Regions from separate parts of the Homo sapiens genome. Here region 1 is linked to region 2. Evidence: read pairs that join two places in POLR2A ChIA-PET (ENCODE). Cell type or tissue: A673. All regions are shown on one strand. Each heading gives the region's core, and the rest is flanking DNA. Links, peaks and the distances in the headings are about the cores only.

Region 1 (8,679 bases), core at 175-8,174, 300 kb before region 2:
GGGGCCAGGGTGACCCTTTTCAAGTGCCGCTCTGGCCACTCCTCAGCTAACTGCAATGAGTTCCTTCGCCTACAGGAGGAGCTTCGGGCCCCCTAAGCTCCATCAAGATCTGACTCCTGCTCATCCCTCATCTTCTCCCCTCCCCTCCCCTCTGTGACCAGTCACACTAATGCACCACTGAGAATCACTATTTCCACTCTTCCTGTCCCAATCCCTGCCTTCTGCCTTGAATGAGCACCCTCCCGCTCTCCCGCTTCACCTGGGTAACGCCCTTCAGGACTTAGTTCCAGAGTCCCCAGTCCTGGTCTCCACCTGGGTTAGGTGTGGGCTCTGGGCCCCCACAGCATCCTCAACACACCCCACCTGCCAGAGCCCGGGACAGCAGGCGCATGGTATTGATGACCATACAATGGCCAGCGAGGTTGTCAGTCCCCTTCCCAAGTGGTTCTCTTGGCCCTCTCCGTGTCTAGCACCTGAAGGAGATGTGAAGAGGTGGGAAGGAGGAAAATAAACCAGCCCGCGGGGTGCGTGTCACCGTGCCATCCAAGCCCAGGTCTTAAAACTCAGGCGCGAGCCTTTTCTCTCAGTGCGGCTGGTGACACCTGCAGAGGGAGGGTCCTCCCTGCATCGCCATCCTGGCAGAACTTGTGCCAGCCTTTTTGGCTCTTCTGTTTGAGCAGGCGGTTGGTAAGACACATCGGGATCCCCAGGCTGGTACCTGAACCAACATCAGCTCTGGCAATGCCACCTCTCTCACAGAAGAGCGGGCCTGGCTGGAGCAGAGTTGGGGCTGGGGGTCCCCGGACACTCGCTCTGCCCCTAGCTGGCCAGAGTTCCAGAAAGCCCACATCCCATGGTCCACCCTTGACCCTGAGCCCTTTGAGCTGGTGGGTCTAGAACTCAGTTTGGGGGATGACCTCCACCACAATCCCTTTCCCTGCTTCACCCCTGCAGCCTGGTGAGTGCCTCCAGGGCAGAGGACAAGTGCGGGGGGCCTCTGTTCCTGCCTGCCCAGGACCCGTGCCCCTCGCCTGCTGCCAGCACAGACTGCCCACTGTGGGGCTCCTGGCTGCTGGCTGGGGTTCAAGTTTGTTGGGGGAAGCACCTTGGCTGGGCCCTGAGCTCTGGGAGACACCACATCAGCTGGCTGGGCCTCTGGCAGACCCCAGCTCCAAGTCTGGTCCTGAGGAGCTGCAGGCCCAGATTCCTTCAGGGGTGCTAGCCGGAGGTGGGGTTTGTCTGTTTGCCCTTTTGTGGGAGGCAGGAGCAGCTGGAGTACCCCTCAATGACAGCAGCAAGCACCTGTCATCTGCAGGAGGCCTCAGGAGCCATCTAGTGTCACCTATAGCTGAAGAAAATGAGGCACAGAGAGGACACAGCTCTGAGGACGGTGGCACAGGTGAGGCTGGCTTCTCGTGGGCACTGCCTGCTGGGGGACCTATGTGGATGTCTGCCACCTCTCCACTCACCACAGCAGCATCTGTGTCTCCCCTGCTGGACTGGGAGCTCCGGGAGGGCAGTGTGCAGTTCTCTGTGGCACCTGGCCGGAGTCAGGTATGGCACATGCTTGGTGCTCAGCAGAGCATGGTGGCATGGATAGGGGGTGGCAGGATGCACCCTAATTCTCACAATGACTTACTGGCAGAGCCAGATCCAAAAGCCAGAGTTTCCAGCTGGGCAGATAGAGGGGAACTATCAGAAAGGCAGCTCAGGAGGCTGGGCATGGTGGCTCACGCCTGTAATCCCAGCACTTTCGGAGGCTGAGGCGGGGAGAATCACCTGAGGTCAGGAGTTCGAGATCAGCCTGACCAACGCGGTGAAATCCCATCCCTACTAAAAATAAAAAAATTAACCTTGCGTGGTGGTGCACACCTGTAGTCCCAGCTACTTGGGAGGCTGAGGCAGGAGAATCGCTTGAACCCGAGAGGTGGAGGTTGCAGTGAGTGCAGTGGCGCAATCTCAGCTCACTGCACTCCAGGCTGGGCTACAAGAGTGAAACTCTGAAAAAGAAAAAGAAGGAAGGAAGGAGGGAGGGAGGGAGAGAGCGAAAGAAAGCGAGAAAGAGAAGGGAGAGAGAAAGAAGAGAGAGAGAAGGAAGGAAGGAAAGAAGGAAGGAAGCAAAGAAGGAAGGAAGGAAAGAAGGAAGGAAGGAAGGAGAGAGAGAGAGAAAGAAAGGAAGGAAGGAAGGCAAGCAAAGCAAGGCAACTCAGGCCTGTCCCGCCTGTCCCTCTGCCCTCAGGGGCCCAGGCCTCACCTCCAGCCCAGTCTCCTCCCTGGCCTCATTAAAAAGCCCTTATTGAAGAAGGAAGTGTGTGTGGTGTCCCCCCAGGGAATACACGCTGAGATATCTCTGCTCATTCATTCATTCATTTCAGGCAGACAGGAGGACCCTTCCGTGAGTGTGAACGACAGGCAAGCCCACAGAACAAGAGCACACTGGGGACTCCCTTCAGGGTCATCTCACTCAATCCCCTGCCTCAGGGCAGCTATCCAGTCAGGGAAAGAGGCCTCCTGGTTTCCCACCGCAGGGGCAGGATCCATCGGTCCTCAGTTTGGGGTTGGCGGGGAACGGTGGAAACCTAGCTCTCGGCCTGCTCCCGGGCAGGGCTTCCCTGTGCCCTCCCGCCCCCAGCCAGCAGCCTGTGTCTTCTAATTTACTGCCCAAGGCACTGCACCCTCCTCATTTGCGGCCCCCAGGCCACTGCTGCCAGGCAGCCCACCCCTCCGAGGCTCCTCTCCAAACACAGTGCAACCTCAGCTGACGCCGGGGCCCCAGGGCCGCTCTGCCTCCGCTCCCGCCACACTCAGCTGTCCTCTCCGACACCCCCGGCCCCCTCCCTACTTCCCAGCTTTCCTTCCATAAGGCCGGTTCCTGTCCTGAGGCCCCCTTCTCCCATCCTTCAAAATCCAGTCCATACGCCTGTGCCTCGGCCTCCTTGAAACGCCCCACAGCTGTGGCTGTTCCCCCAACCCAGGCCGCAGCCCTGTGCCTCTCCTGTGGCCTGGATGACCCAGGCCTGCAGCGCACCCCAAATTCCCAAATGTTTCCAACAGCACCATCTTCTTATCCGGGGTCTCCTCTCTCTTCCCGCTTCCTGCCTCGCTGACGCTGAGTTCGTGAACAAATGAACGAACCTGCCCGACCCGGGAAAGATCCCGCCTGGCGGGGGCCTGTGCGGGGCCCTTCCTGGGGACAGCGCCACTCGCCTCCGTCCCGCTCCCCACCGCAGCCCGGCACGGAGAAAGCGCTGAGTCACGTTCCGGGCACGCGGCCCCAGGGGAGCCAGGCCTCAGGGGCGCACCTGGACCCGTGGGGGCTCCTGGGCCTGCTGGGGGAACGCCTGGGCCCGCGATGGGGGGCGCCCGCACCCGCACCCGCTGCCCAGCGCAGCCCCCGCAGCGTCCCCGGTTGCCTGGAGCCACGGGCCGGGCAGCAGCGGGTGCCAGAGGCTGACGCCACCGCGGCTTGCCAGCCGAACCCCCCTTCCGGACTGGTTCAGAGGAATGGAGGGTGGGGGGCACGAGACGCCCCCAGCAGGCTGCCCCGACCCCTGGTTTCCTGTCCAACCCCCAGGTCGCGTTCCCGGGACCCTCTGGATGCCCCCTCGTTGTTTGCCTCCCCTCCATCTCCACGTTCCCTCCCTCTTCAGCGCCCCCTCCTGCCCCCGTTCTGTCCCCACCCATGACCCTGGCCCCTGGGCCTCTCCCTTCCTCTGCACCCTGGGCCTTCTCGGAGGTTCCAGCTGCGCGAGCGCGGTGGAGGCCAAGGGTGGTGTGGGGCGCCCCCTCGCGGCCCGGCCTGGCCCGGCCCGGCCCGGGCTCGCCTCACCTCCCCGCCTGCTTAAGCCCTCCCGGAGCGCTCGGGGTTCGACCCCCGAGCACGGCGGGAGGAGGGCGCCCCCCTGCGGCACAGCCACGTCCACGAAGCCCCTCCCGGGGTTCTAGAAAGCGGAGGCCTCCGGTAATAGGGGCTAAGGCTGGGCTAGGGGGACAGGGGACAGGCCCTCCCAGCTCCTCCCCTGTCGAGCCAGGAGGGGTGAGGGAGAGGGGGAGAAGTGTGTGTGTGTGTGTGTGTGTGTGTGTGTGTGTGTGTGTGTGTGTGTGTGTGTGTGTGTGTGTGTGTGATGTGTGTGGTGTGTGTGTGTGTAGTGTGTGTGTGTGTGTGTGTGTGTGGCGCAGATAAGGGGCCATGGCCTAGGACAGCCAGGCAGTGAGTGGCAAGCGCCTGATGGGTTGCTTTTCCTTCATTTTACAAGCCAGGAAGTCTTCCTGCGGTGGGGTTTGCAGAACCAGCAGAATCCCTCCTGGGGCCACCATGTTCCCGGCACCGTTCTGAGCCTTTGTAACGCTAATCTCCTGTAGTGAGTGCCTGGGGAGGGTTGGGGGGCTGTAATATTGTTGTCCTTGCAGAAGGAAAGACCAAGATGCAGAGAGATGTCTAAAAGGTGCCAGAAGGTGACTATCCAGCCCTGGTATCACTGCCTGGTGATTTCGTTTCTTTGATCTTCACGAATGGCCTCACTGGGTGAGTCCAGGGGCCAGGAGGTTCAAGATGCTGTCAATGACTCAGGACTGTTTGGGGGCAGATAAGAGGAGGTGAGGGGTTCCACGGGTTCTGGATAAATTGATCAGAACTCAGAACACATTTCTAAGCAGTGATCATTAGCTGCAGAAGCCGATTTTGTTCCTAACGTACTCCAACTACAGCTGGAAAGGCCAGGGAAGAACTGGAGTGGGCACCGGCTAACATTTCTTGAGCACCTACTAGGTACCAGGCCTTTTATATGCGCCATGTCACTTAATTTACCTCAAATCCAAGGGGCCTTTGTGGTGTGTTATTCAGAAGTCACAGGGCTAATTAGGGGCAGGGCTGGGATCAGACGGGCCTGTCTGGCCTCACACCTGGGTTCTTTTTCCTCCACTCTGCCATTCAGCTGTGATTTGGACAGAAATCAGCTGCCACGTGCAACATTCTCCCATGGGAACATGTGTCCGCAGTACCTATCTCAGAGCCCAAATCCTTCCTGCCCCACAGCCTTCTCCTGGAACCTGCCTTGGGTAAGCTGAGAAATTGGTATGGGAGGTGTGGGGGTGGGACAGAGTGTGCAGGTCTCTGGCCACAAGAGAAGCAGGAAGGGATAAAGATTCCTCCCAATGTATCTCCTGGCCTGGGTGTTTCTGCTGCCCACAAGTATGTTGCTGTGATTCTCAGGTCAAAGAGGCTCTCAGTTGCCTCAAAAGCTGCACCCTCGGCTGGGCTTGGTGGCTCACGCTTGTAATTCCGGCGCTTTGGGAGGCCAAGGCAGGTAGATCACTTGAGGTCAGGAGTTCGAGACTAGCCTGACCAATATGGTGAAACCCTGTCTCCACTAAAAATACAAAAAAATTAGTTGGGCATGGTGGTGGGTGCCTGTAGTCCTAGCTTCTCGGAAGGCTGAGACAGGAGAATTGCTTGAACCCAGCAGGCAGAGGTTGCAGTGAACCGAGATCGTGCCACTGCACTCCAGCCTGGGTGACATAGTGAGACTCTGTCTCAAAAAAAAAAAATACTGCACCCCGACCTCCTTCACTTTGCCTTCCCTGGGACGTGTACGCCATCCCTTTGATCCTCCTTCCTCGCCCCTCCTCCTCCTCCTGGAGTTAGCCTTCATGCACTTGTTTATTTGCTCATCATAGATTTACTGGGTACCCTGAACACCCTCTGGGTCGGGCCAAGGCCAGGTGCTGGGGAGGTGCCCTTTAGAGGCCCCGCTGAGCCTTCTGGTCACGCATGGCAATTCCATCAGCCCTGGCCCGGCACCCCTCTTGTTTGTGTCACTCAGCTGTGAAGACCTGTTGCCCATGCTTGTCTTTGATCTCCCCCAGCGGGGCTTCTGCTGGCTTAGCCTTTCCTCCCTCCAGCTCTGCCTGTGAGGTCCAGTGATCCTTCCGGGCAGTGGACCCTGCTCTGTGGGCACCTCACAGGCTCCGCAGGAAGCTTCTGGCTTCCAGCACCCCCTCACCTTGCTCACACTTTGCCTCCACCCCTCAAGCAGGCATGATTCCTCAGTGATGCCCCAGACTCTATAAGGACCTGAATTCAAACCAGTTTGCTTAGGGGACATTCAATTTGTAGCTGTGAAAATGAATTTAAAGTTCACCTGAAAAAAAAAGAACAAAAGTAGACTATCCAGGCCGGGCGCTGTGGCTCACGCCTGTAATCCCAGTACTTTGGGAGGCCGAGGCGGGCGGATCACGAGGTCAGGAGATCGAGACCATCCTGGCTAACACGGTGAAACCCCATCTTTACTAAAAATACAAAAAATTAGCTGGCGTAGTGGCGGACACCTGTAGTCCCAGCTACTCGGGAGGCTGAGGCAGAAGAATGGCGTGAACCCGGGAGGCGGAGCTTGCAGTGAGCCGAGATCACGCCACTGCACTCCCTCCTGGGCGACAGAGCGAGACTCCGTCTCAAAAAAAAAAGTAGACTATCCAGGACTTTTTTTAGGAGGGGGGAAAATAAAAAACCATGAAAGATATATCCCTCACCAAATATTAAATGAATAATTAAGTTAAAAAGCTTTTTTGCTTTAACTGGTTTGGTACTGTTGCTGAAATATGCAAAAGCAATTCAATGGAACAGAATACACCCAAGAAATAGATCCAGATATCTACATGGAAGAAACGGTATCCAGACTGCGAAAAAACTCAGATGGCTCAGTAATATAAACTTAAAAAAAAAAAAGTACGAGAAAAGAACACAGGTGTTTTATTTATCCCAAGCTAAGCTTTTTTTTTTTTTTTCCTCAGACAGAGTCTCATTCTGTCTTCCCAGTTGGAGTGCAGTGGAATGATCTCGGTTCAAACGATTCTCCTGCCTCAGCTTCCTGAGTAGCTGGGATTACAGGCGTGCGGCACCAGGCCCAGCTAATTTTTGTATTTTTAGTAGAGACGGGGTTTCACCATGTTGGCCAGGCTGGTCTCACACTGCTCACATCAGGTGATCTGCCTACCTCGGTCTCTCAAAGTGCTGGGATTACAGGTATGAGCCACCGCGCCCTGCCTGGGATAAGCTTTTCTAAGCAAGACACAAAACCAAAAAGCTGTAAAACAGAAAGTATGAATGGCCAGGCATGGTGGCTCACGCCTGTAATCCCAACACTTCGGGAGACCAAGGTGGGCAAATCACAAGGTCAAGAGATCAAGACCATCCTGGCAACGTGGTGAAACCCCGTCTCTACTAAAAATACAAAAACAAAAATTTTTACAAATTACAAAAATTAAAAATACAAAAATTAACTGGGCATGGTGGCGTGCACCTGTAGTCCCAGCTACTCAGGAGGCCGAGGCAGGAGAATCGCTTGAACCCAGGAGACAGAGGTTGCAGTGAGCCGAGATCGCACCACTGCACTCCAGCCTGGGCAACAGAGCGAGACTCCATCTCAAAAAAAAAAAGAAAAAAGAAAGAAAGTCTGATAAACATAAATCATAAATAAAACATGAACAAATGAAAGAATTAAAACTCCACTAGCACAAAATAGCAACAATAAATGAAATTAAACCGCATATTTTTATTTTTTTCAAGACAGGGCCTTGCTCTGTCACCCAGGCTGCAATGCAGTGGCACAATCAACGTTCACTGCACTCTCAACCTTTCAGGTTCAAGCAATTCTCCCGCCTTAGCTTCCCAAGTAGCTGGGACCCACCTAATTTTTGTATTTTTTGCAGAGACAGGGTTTTGCCATGTTGACCATGCTGGTCTCAAACTCCTAAACTCAGGGAATCCACCCGAAATGGCCTCCCAAAGTGCTGGGATTATAAGCGTGAGCCACCATGCCTGGCCCACATGATAATGAAAATGGGAAAAAATAAGAAAAAGATTTTCATATAAATGATTAAATAATATTCTTTAACGGCCAAAGAATTGGCTGGGTGCAGTGGCTAATGCCCGTAATCCTAACACTTTGGGAGGCCGAAGTGGGTGGATCACTTGGGGTCAGGATTTTGAAACCAACCTGGCCAACATGGTGAAACCCCATCTCTACTAAAATACAAAAAAAAAAAAAAAAAATAGCCATTCGTGGTGGCAGGTGCCTGTAATCCCAGCTACTCAGGAGGCAGAGGCATGAGAATCGCTTAAACTCTGGAGGCAGAGGTTGCAGTAAGCCGAGATCACGCCACTGCACTCCAGCCTGGGCAACAGAGCGAGACTGCCTCAAGAAATAATAATAATAAAATAGGCCGGGCACGGTGGCTCACGCCTGTAATCCCAGCACTTTGGGAGGCAGAGATGGGCGGATCACCTGGGGTCAGGAGTTCAAGACCAGCCTGGCCAACATGGCAAAACCCCGTCTCTACTAAAAGTACAAAAATTAGCCGGGGTGGTGGTGGGCACCTGTAATCCCAGCTACTCAGGAGGCTGAGGGAGGAGAAGCTTGAATGCAGGAGGTGGAGGTTGCAGTGAGCTGAGATCAGGCCACTGCACTCCAGCCTGGGCGACAAGAGCACGACTCCATCTCAAATAATAATAATAATAATAAAATTTAAAAATAGGAGGCCAGGCATGGTGGCTCACGCCTGTAATCCCGCACTTTGGGAGGCCAAGGCGGGCGGATCATGAGGTCAGGAGATCGAGACCATCCTGGCTAACACGGTGAAACCTCATCTCTACTAAAAAATAGAAAAAATTAGCTAGGTGTG
Region 2 (8,557 bases), core at 1-8,000:
CACTGCACTCCAGCCTAGGTGACAGAGCAAGACTCCGTCTCAGAAAAAAAAGTTTGCTTCCCTTGGGGGAAGGGGTGGACTCCCAGGTGTTTAACTTAGGGACTTCCAGGGAAGGGTCCTGTCTCTGAGGTTCTCAGTAACCTGCTCCTAGTTCCTCAGCACAGGTGAACAGGGAACACAGGACCGCTGGTTTAAAGCATCAGCCCACGGTCAGAGCAGGCATTGCACCACATGGCTGAGAGGTGCCAGGCTGAGAGCTGGCTTTGCAGTCCAAACCCTGGCTGGTTCCCAACACCAAGTGGGTGAACCCATGTGCCGAGGCTGGGGTGGCTGTGCTGGGGCTGGCAGCAGAGCCCTGACTCTCCCCGCAGCCTGGTGCCTGCTGAGCCGTGCCGCAAGGCTGGGGCATGCCTCCTGCTCACCGTGCTGGACTACGACACGCTGGGGGCCGACGACCTGGAAGGCGAGGCCTTCCTGCCGCTGCGTGAGGTGCCCGGGCTGAGTGGCTCTGAGGAGCCTGGTGAGGTGCCTCAGACCCGCCTGCCCCTCACGTACCCCGCACCCAACGGTAGGCCTGAGCCCAGGGCAGGGTGGTGCGGGGACGGGAGCCTGTAAAGCTCAGGCAGGGGCCCCAGAGAGGTGATGCCAGGGTCGGAGAACAGCTTCCCTGGAGACGGGAGCCAGTGGGACAGCCACGGCCCATCTCTCGGTCTAATCAAGAGACCAGTGAACTTTAAGCTAAGTGTAACGTGACTCTCCTTGCATGGGGAAGTCACCAAGAAGTTTAACTGGGGAGAAGGGCCTGGATCTCACTCGGCGGGGCCGCTTCCCTGCAGAGCATTTTTGATACCAGCAACGGTCTGATGCTTGTGCACTTATTATGAGCAAGTGCTAAGCACTTTATGCATTCCAGCCAACGAAGCAGATATTAGCACTCTTTTACAGATGAGTAAACCGAGGCATGAAAAGGTTAACTTGCTAGCTTTAGGTTCTCGTATAAAAAGGTAATAGTCAAACCTCAGGCACATCTCAGCCCCTCGCTGCAGTCAGGACAGTGTCCCAGCAGCACTCTGTCTGTTACGCGACCCGACCGGATGCGTCTGTCAGACCACCTCCTGGGCTGGGCTGGCGCGGGTCTGTCACTTGTTTCCTTCCAGGTTGTTGGGGAGATGGAGCAGTGTTGTGTACCCCCCCACACACTCTTCTCTGCCACCACCAGGCACTGCCCTCTCCCCTGGCATCTGACCCCCAAACCCCTCTCTCCGCAGGGGACCCAATCCTGCAGCTGCTGGAGGGCCGGAAGGGTGACCGAGAAGCCCAGGTCTTTGTGAGGCTGCGGCGGCACCGGGCCAAGCAGGCCTCCCAGCATGCCTTGCGGCCGGCACCGTAGCCGTAGAGGTTTGCGGTGGGGCTGGGTCCCCGGTGGGGACTTGCAAGGGCTTTCCTGTAGGGTCTGGGGCTTCCCCGCCACATCGCGGCCCTCCAGCCTGGCCTAACACTTGGGGAGCCCCAGCATGCGGAGTGCCCAGAGTGCAGACCTCCCCTGCCTCCCATGGTGATGGGGGCTCAGCAGCGACATCTCTACTCCCGCCTCCCTGCCTCCAGCCCTGGCTGCAATGTCTCTACCACATCCCAGCACCAGGGGGAGCAAACCCTGCCCCTGCCCGCCTCTCAGAAAAGCTGCTGTGGTGGGCAGGGGATTGGGCCATCTGTCTCCTGGCCCTGGCCCATCTGCCTCCTGGCCTTCCTGTTCCAGCCACTGGGGTGGGGGCCAGGTTCACTGGGACCAGGGCTACAGGCACAGAGTCTCCTGGAAAAGGGAGAGGGGACCCTGCCAAAGATGAGGCTCCAGCTGCCCTGGGGGGAGGGTGGTGGCCATTACTAGAGGGGGCCTGGGTCCTCTCCCCAGGGGCTGCCAGCATCCAGGCCAGGAAGCCTGGAGCCAAGAACCTTCTGGCTCTGAGGGAGCAAGAGCTGGCAGGCGGCAGGGCTGGCACAGACAGACGGAAGCAGAAAGGACAGTTTGGCTGCTGTGTCTGCTGCGCACGCCCCCTCCCCGGACAGCACCTGCCACCTAGAAACTTTCTTAGCAAAAAAATTAATAAAAACAAATCCATTGTCCTCTTAAAATATGCCTTTGGCCTACAGTGGGGCCTGGAATGCGAGCCAGGCCGGGTAGCTTCCTCCCCAGCCCTCAGGGGACTTTGAGCTACCGCCACCTTGGGGTAGCTACAAAGCAGGGGGGTAGGTGTGGAAATAACTGAGGCAGAGGCAGGGCTAGGGTGATTTTTGGCCGTGGGCTTTGAATAAATTGCTTTACCAGGCATACCAGTTCCTGTGGTGACACCCAGGACAGGGACCCGTTCCTCGGGGGAGCACAGTGAGCAGGGGCCTCCCAGGGGTGCAGGTTGAGGCTGAGGGGCTGCTCTTGAGACAGTAGGGCGTAGAGGAGCTGGGTCCCTCCCCTGCCTGGGGGGTGTCAGAACCTGAGGCCTGGTCATCACGTCATCCTAGCTGTGTGACCCTGGTTCCATGTCGGAACCTCTGAGTCTGCACAAAATGAGGACAGGAGTCGAGGTTAGCTGAGATGACATCCAAGGCCCGAGACCATGCAAAGAGGATCCCACCAGGGTGTTTTCTCACCCCCCACCGCACAGCCTAGTTGAGGAGGTGGGAGGGAGGACGTACCTCTTAGGCCTCAGCCCCTCATCCCTCAGGGGCAGGGTAGGGTGAAGAAGGCAGAAGGCAGGACTTCCTCTGGGTCCTACCAGCAAATCATCCCAATGGGAAGGCACTGGGTTTTTTGTTTTTGTGATGGAGTCTCACTCTGTCGCCCAGCTGGAGTGCAATGGGGCAATCTCAGCTCACTGCAACCTCTGCGTCCCGGGTTCAAAGGATCCTCCTGCCTCAGCCTCCTGAGTAGCTGGAACTACAGGCATGTGCCACCACACCTGGCTAATTTTTGTATTTTTTTTTTTTTTAGTAGAGACGGGGTTTCACCATTTTGGCCAGGCTGGTCTCGAACTCCTGACCTCAAGTGATCTGCCCGCCTCGGCCTGTTTTTGTTTTTGAGATGGGATCTCACTCTGTCACCCAAGCTGGAGGCAGCTGTGCAATCATGGCTCACTGCCGCCTCGACCTCCTGGGCTCAAGTGATCCTCCCACCTCAGCCTCCCTAGTAGCTGGGACCACAGGCATGCGCCACCATGCCCAGTTGGGAAGACACTGTTCCTCTGAGAAACAGTTACGGGCCCTATTGCCAGTCACCGCTGACCACACAGCCCTAAAGAGTCCTAGGGCCTGGGGGGCCTCTGTGTCCAAGGCTAAGGGTCCCTGTGTCATCAACCGCTAGGCCTAGGTCGGAGAGCACTTGAACTGTCTTGGGGCCTGATGGGCCCAGGAAGTTTCCAGCCCTCTCCAGCTGCCTTACCACAGCTCAGGGGTGTGGGCAGCAGCCGTTTCCATGGCTGAGGCAAGGCTCCTGGCCCACCTCATAGTTCAGAGGCCCTCTTTTGGGACCCACTCCCCCTCACCCCCATGTAAACAAGCTACCACTGCAAGTTCATATTTTATTTCCAATAGGTTTGGAGCTTTGTTGATTTTTGCATTTTTGTAAAAAAGGAAAAAGTTTTCACTTAATTCATTGAAAGCCCTTTCGTGCTGAGCCCAAGGGGGAGCCTGGGCCAGGACCAGACCCTCTCAGCCCTCTTGTTCCTACCGCAGACACCCGGTGCTGGGGGTGCGGCTGCTCCCCTCCGCCCACTCTGCCCTCCCGCCCCTGCTGCATCTCTCTCTGTACAGAACAATTTTTAAAATGGAAGCTAAGACACAATATACACTGGACAGGCACACACACACGCACACAGGCGTCCGCCCAGAACAGGGCGGGACACCAGCTGCACTCAGAGAGCACCAAGGAATGCAAACGGAGCCCCTCCGGGTAGGAGGGCAGGGCCTGGGCCCCCTTGGTCCTCAGTCCTCAGTCCGCACTCCTCCCCGCCAATTGCCCTGCTAGCTGCCAGAGAGGGGAGGGGGCAGGGAGAGCTGGGGGCAGCTGGTTGGGGGCGGTGGTCATAGAATGAGTACCAGCCTGGTAGGCGGCCCTGGGGCCAGGGAGGCTCTTGTGGGGAGTCCGGGGAGGGGCGGCGGGGGGAAGGACTGAGGGTGGACCCTCAGGAACCTGAGGGCTGGAACTCCTGGGCCTTGCCCCTCAAGGAGCTTCAAGGGCCCAGGTGTCAGGAGTGGGGCTGGCCCTGCAGCACTGGCCTCCAGCCCTTGCTGTTCTCCCCAAGACTAAATTAACATTTGGTAAACTTAGGAGCTAAGCCAGCTGAGACCCCCAGCACTCCCCCTCGGGCCTCCCTGAGGCCCTCACAGCTGGGGGCCAGGCCTGCTCTGGGGGACCCACGTCTTCCACACTCCACCCTTGCCCTGGCAAGGAGGTAGGGGGAGCAGGGCCTGCCCTGAGGGCTTCTCCCTTCCCCTTAGTGCCTTCCAGTCCCACCCTTCCCTGCTCAGGCCCCAGGAAGAAGTTAAAAATAGTTAGTTCCTACATTAAAAAAGAGACAGAACCAGATTCTCTGCCAAAAGGCCAGTGGGAGAAGAGGGGATGTCATCTCTGCAGTGGGAAGGGCAGGGAGTGGGTAGGGGAGGACTGCAAAATAGTTTCTTCTTTTAAAAAGTGCTTGGTAAGTCTTTTAAAGTGTGTGTCTATATCTATGTACAGATATACACACAGACACTGTCCACACCACCACGCATACCTGCACACATACGGAAATGTATACATATACATACATACGGAAATGTATACATATACATAATCATATACATATACATACATACATACACATATATATATATATTCATATATATATATATACTTTAAAAAGTCCTAGGTGAGAAGATCTGGGCCAGGCTGGGCCAGGCCTGCAGGGTCACGACTGGAGGGTGTGGGCCCGGCCAGGCTGGCAGATGGGGCACTCGCTGCCCTCAGCGCAGAGCTCACACAGCGCAGCGTGTTGGCACGGCAGCACTGCCCGCTTCTGTTCCTGACACTTAAGGCATTTCACCGACTGCATGTGGAACACGGCCTGCAGGGAAAGGGGCATCGTGGTCACCATCCATGGGTCTGGCCCCAAGTTGAGCGAGGAGTTCCCTTGATCCTCACTGCAGCCCCTTGGGATGGGAAAACTGAGGTACCGAGCTCAACAGTGTGCTCCCAGACCCCTGTTGGCAGGTGAGAGAGCAGGCTGAGTCCACCTCTGCATGGGGCATGGCCAGGCTGCCACAAGACCCACCCCTCAGAGAGGCTTCGCCCAGTCTCATTTGACCTTGTAATCCCCAGATGGGGAAAATGAGGCCCAGAAAGGGCTGGGACATGCCCAGGGCCACACCCGGGGGCTTGGCTGCCCGAGAACAGAGGAAAGACAGCTCTTCCCACCATGCCACGTTGGCCCCGGGGACCCAGCAGGAGACCTGGGAAGGCAGGGGTAGCCCTGGGGTCCTGGGCCTCACTGGAAGGCCCGCTGCTCCATGGAGGGTGTACAGGAGGACGCATTTGGGGCCCAGGCATTTGTGAGAAGCTTGGTCAGGGCCGCCCTCAGGGGTGCTGGGGGTGGCACCGACACCCCTCACCCCCAGCCTTTTCACCTTCCCCAGTGCACTCTCCTCACCCATTCCCAGCAGGCCGGCCTTTTGAGTGCTGGCCCAGTGCTGGGCAGAGGCTCTCAGGAGGGTGGCCATCCCTGGAGCAGCCTGGACCAGGTCAGAGTCCAAGAGCTGGCTGAGGCCACCGTGCATCCCACCCAGTGCTCCCCGACCTGGGCTGACCTTGTCCACTTGTTCCAGGTGGGCCCGCAGTTGTTTCTGGAGGGAGTAGAGGGTGGAGAGTGAGAGCGCCTCCAGGTCGGAGAAGGCGGGCAGGGCCTGGGGCTCAGGCCCCGCGTGTAGCCGCTCCAGCTCCTCCTGGAGCTTCTTCACCTGCACCTCCAGTGCATCCCGCTGCTCCCGGGCCAGCTCGCACTCGGCGCCCGCCGCACTGGCCCGCTCACCAGCCTCCTCCGCCTCTTTCTTCCAGGCATCACAAGCCTGTGGGGCCAGCATACAGTCTCATCACAATGGCCCTGCCCTGCCCCTGTCCCCAGAGAGCATCATCTTTTGGGGGCCACTCTGGCTGCGAGGCCTGGTGGGAAGCTGGGTTGGCTCTCTGGGAGGAGGGCAAGGAGGAGGCTGATGCTGTCTGCACAGAGGTTTCAGAACCTGCAGGAGACTCTCCCCTCTGTGGCCAGGGAAAGGGACCTGGGCCTAGCACAGCAGGGACACAGGGTAGAGCTGGGATTCTGGCCAGCACCCATAGGGTAGCCGGCTGCAGCTGGACAGGGGGCCCATTTCAGAACCCAGAACCTTGGACTTGAAACCCTGGAGAGGCGAGGCTACTGGGAGGAGGCAGGTGATCCTGGGACAGACTACAAGCAGCTCACAGAGAGAATTTGAAGCCTGCAACAACAGTAACCACCCAGGGTCCTGACTGGCAAAGCGAGTCCTCCCAGGGGGAGAGCGAGCGAACAAAACTGAGTTTCTGCTCTGTTCTTCCAGCCCCCGCTTTCCCCCACCCCACGCCCACTCTGTGAAGGAAGGTCTTGGGCTGGATGCCACCTGGCACTGGGGAAGGCCGGCAGGCACGGGGCCTGGTACCTGCTTGGCCTGCTTCCAGGACTCCTCCCACTGCTTGATGGTGCTGTTGGCTTCATCCAGCTCTTGCCGAAGTCGGGCCAGCTCGGCAGCCCCTGGCCCTGATAGGAAAGCGGGGGAAGTGCCCGGGGAGAAGCTTCCAGAGGCAAAATGCTCCCAGATGCTGCTGTTCATCCCGTTCAGACCTGCCCCAAGGAGGGGAAGAACATCAGCTCCGGAGGGCTTTGGGCCCAGGCCCTGGCCAGCCCTGCCTCAGAGGTTCCAGGGACTGGCTGTCCACTGGATGGGTGTGCAAGGCTCCAGCTAGTGTCAGGCCAGAGAATTTTGCAGGGACAGGAAGGCTGTGAAGGTGCAGGTGGCGTGGGCGGAGTCAGACCTAACCTTGAGTGACACCTGCTAGTTGGTGCCACTCAACTTCCGAGGCTCAGCACCCTCATGTGGGAAATGGGACTCCCACACTGGCCTCACCGGGTAACTCAGGGGACTCAGGAAGTACTGCATGTGAGAGCAGTCCCAGGCCCCCGATAGTGGCAATTTATGATTGTGGCTTCACTTTTAGGCTAGGGCCTTTTTGCAGCCTGATGTGAGGCCCAGGAAGAGATAAAGGGGAAAAGACAGGCCAGAGCCTCATCGGATGGCAGAGCTGGGGCAGGAAGAGCTCAGGGAGCCTTGGGGCCATCCCCCTTGTTTTACAGACAAGGACCCTGGATAAAATGTTTTACCAAGAATCACACAAATTGTAAGTGGTAGGGCCAGGACACAGACAGGGAGTGTGGTTCCAAAGGCCTATGCTTTCCAGTCAACTATGCTGCGTGCACAGCCTCCCACCCACCGCCAACCCAGCTGCCCTCTGCTCACTCGCTCAACAGATGTTTACTAACATCAGGTCCCCCTGCTCTGGCCCCCAGGGCAGCCCCGGGCTTCCGAGAAGGACCCATATCCACCTCTGGCCTCACTCTGCCCATATGTACTTTCTGGTGACTTCTTCCTTGCTCCCTTTCCCACTAATCCAACCAGGATGTTCCAGAACCAGATTTAAGACGCTTTGCTCTCTGAGACACACAAGTGCACCCACAGAGGAGGGACATGGTCCTGTGCGGAGACCCTGTGGCATGCACTGTCTGAGCCATCTGCCCCATCCCAGAGGAAGACCTCAGGGTCACCCCACCCACATGAGACCAGCCCTGCAGCAAGCTCTCCTGTCCCACCCATCTCTCCTCCTCCCTTGGAGAAGCTCTCCTGACTCTGCTGTCCAGGTAGGCCCCTCTATGATTCTCAGGAGGATCCCAATGGCTGGGCACCTCTGCTTCCCACACTGGCCACAGCTGCTGGACAGCAGGGACTGTTGCACTTACACCTGTATCAATACACCTGTGCTCAATAGTCACATGGTGCAGGAAGGAGTGTGTGGCCAGTAAGTGGAGCTAAGTCTAGACGCCACCAGAAGCTGGGCATGGTGGTGCACGCCTGTGGTCCCAGCTACTCAGGAGGCTGATGTGGAAGGATTACCTGAGCTCAGGAGTTCCAGGCTGCAGTGAGCTAGGATCATGCCACTGCACTGCACTCCAGCCTGGGTGACAGACTGAGACCCTACTCGAAAAAAAAAAAACAGATCCTATCCGAATATGGGGCAAGTCCGAAAAATGCAACACCAAGCACCTAAAGCTGACAGAATCAACGTAACAGAGAACAGCCTCTTCAAACTGGAAGGCGCTGAGAAATCCATGTGCTGTTCTGGGATCAGGAATGAGATAAGGGAAGCCACCAAACCCAATCAGAACTCTGAAGGGCTCATTCCCTGGGCCCGAGCAAAATGCTGGCACTCTCGGGGAGGGAGCTCCTGGTGTCTGCAGCTGCTGGGGGA

Evidence for each region. Peaks named below come from ENCODE experiments on the same cell type or tissue, not always from the same donor. Only the 100,000 strongest peaks of a DNase experiment are listed, where the experiment ranks them.
Region 1: POLR2A ChIA-PET joins it to region 2 with 11 read pairs; 2 of 35 experiments call an interaction of 5 or more read pairs at or near these places.

The regions. Positions count from the first base shown.
Region 1 is chr17:76,116,710-76,125,388 of GRCh38, reverse strand. LOC101928447 (a long non-coding RNA gene) reads left to right here. Exons shown (of 4, transcript XR_001753019.2): 2 at 1,265-1,399; 3 at 4,411-4,525; 4 at 4,935-5,053. Among named protein-coding and RNA genes, the nearest start is that of EXOC7, 17 kb to the right of the region's middle. RefSeq lists a silencer at 3,596-4,065. In A673, for the core only: a CTCF peak has its summit at 3,806 (motif pointing left); a DNase peak (open chromatin) is centred at 3,798; H3K27ac peaks cover 602 bases.
Region 2 is chr17:75,820,798-75,829,354 of GRCh38, reverse strand. It overlaps UNK (unk zinc finger), which reads right to left. Exons shown (of 16, transcript NM_001080419.3): 14 at 6,697-6,878; 15 at 5,833-6,090; 16 at 3,556-5,093. The coding sequence ends at 4,938. It overlaps UNC13D (unc-13 homolog D), which reads left to right. Exons shown (of 32, transcript NM_199242.3): 31 at 372-568; 32 at 1,269-2,130. The coding sequence ends at 1,390. Among named protein-coding and RNA genes, the nearest start is that of UNC13D, 19 kb to the left of the region's middle. In A673, for the core only: CTCF peaks have their summits at 1,430 and 1,629 (motif pointing right); DNase peaks (open chromatin) are centred at 1,114 and 1,634; H3K4me3 peaks cover 358 bases; H3K27ac peaks cover 1,715 bases.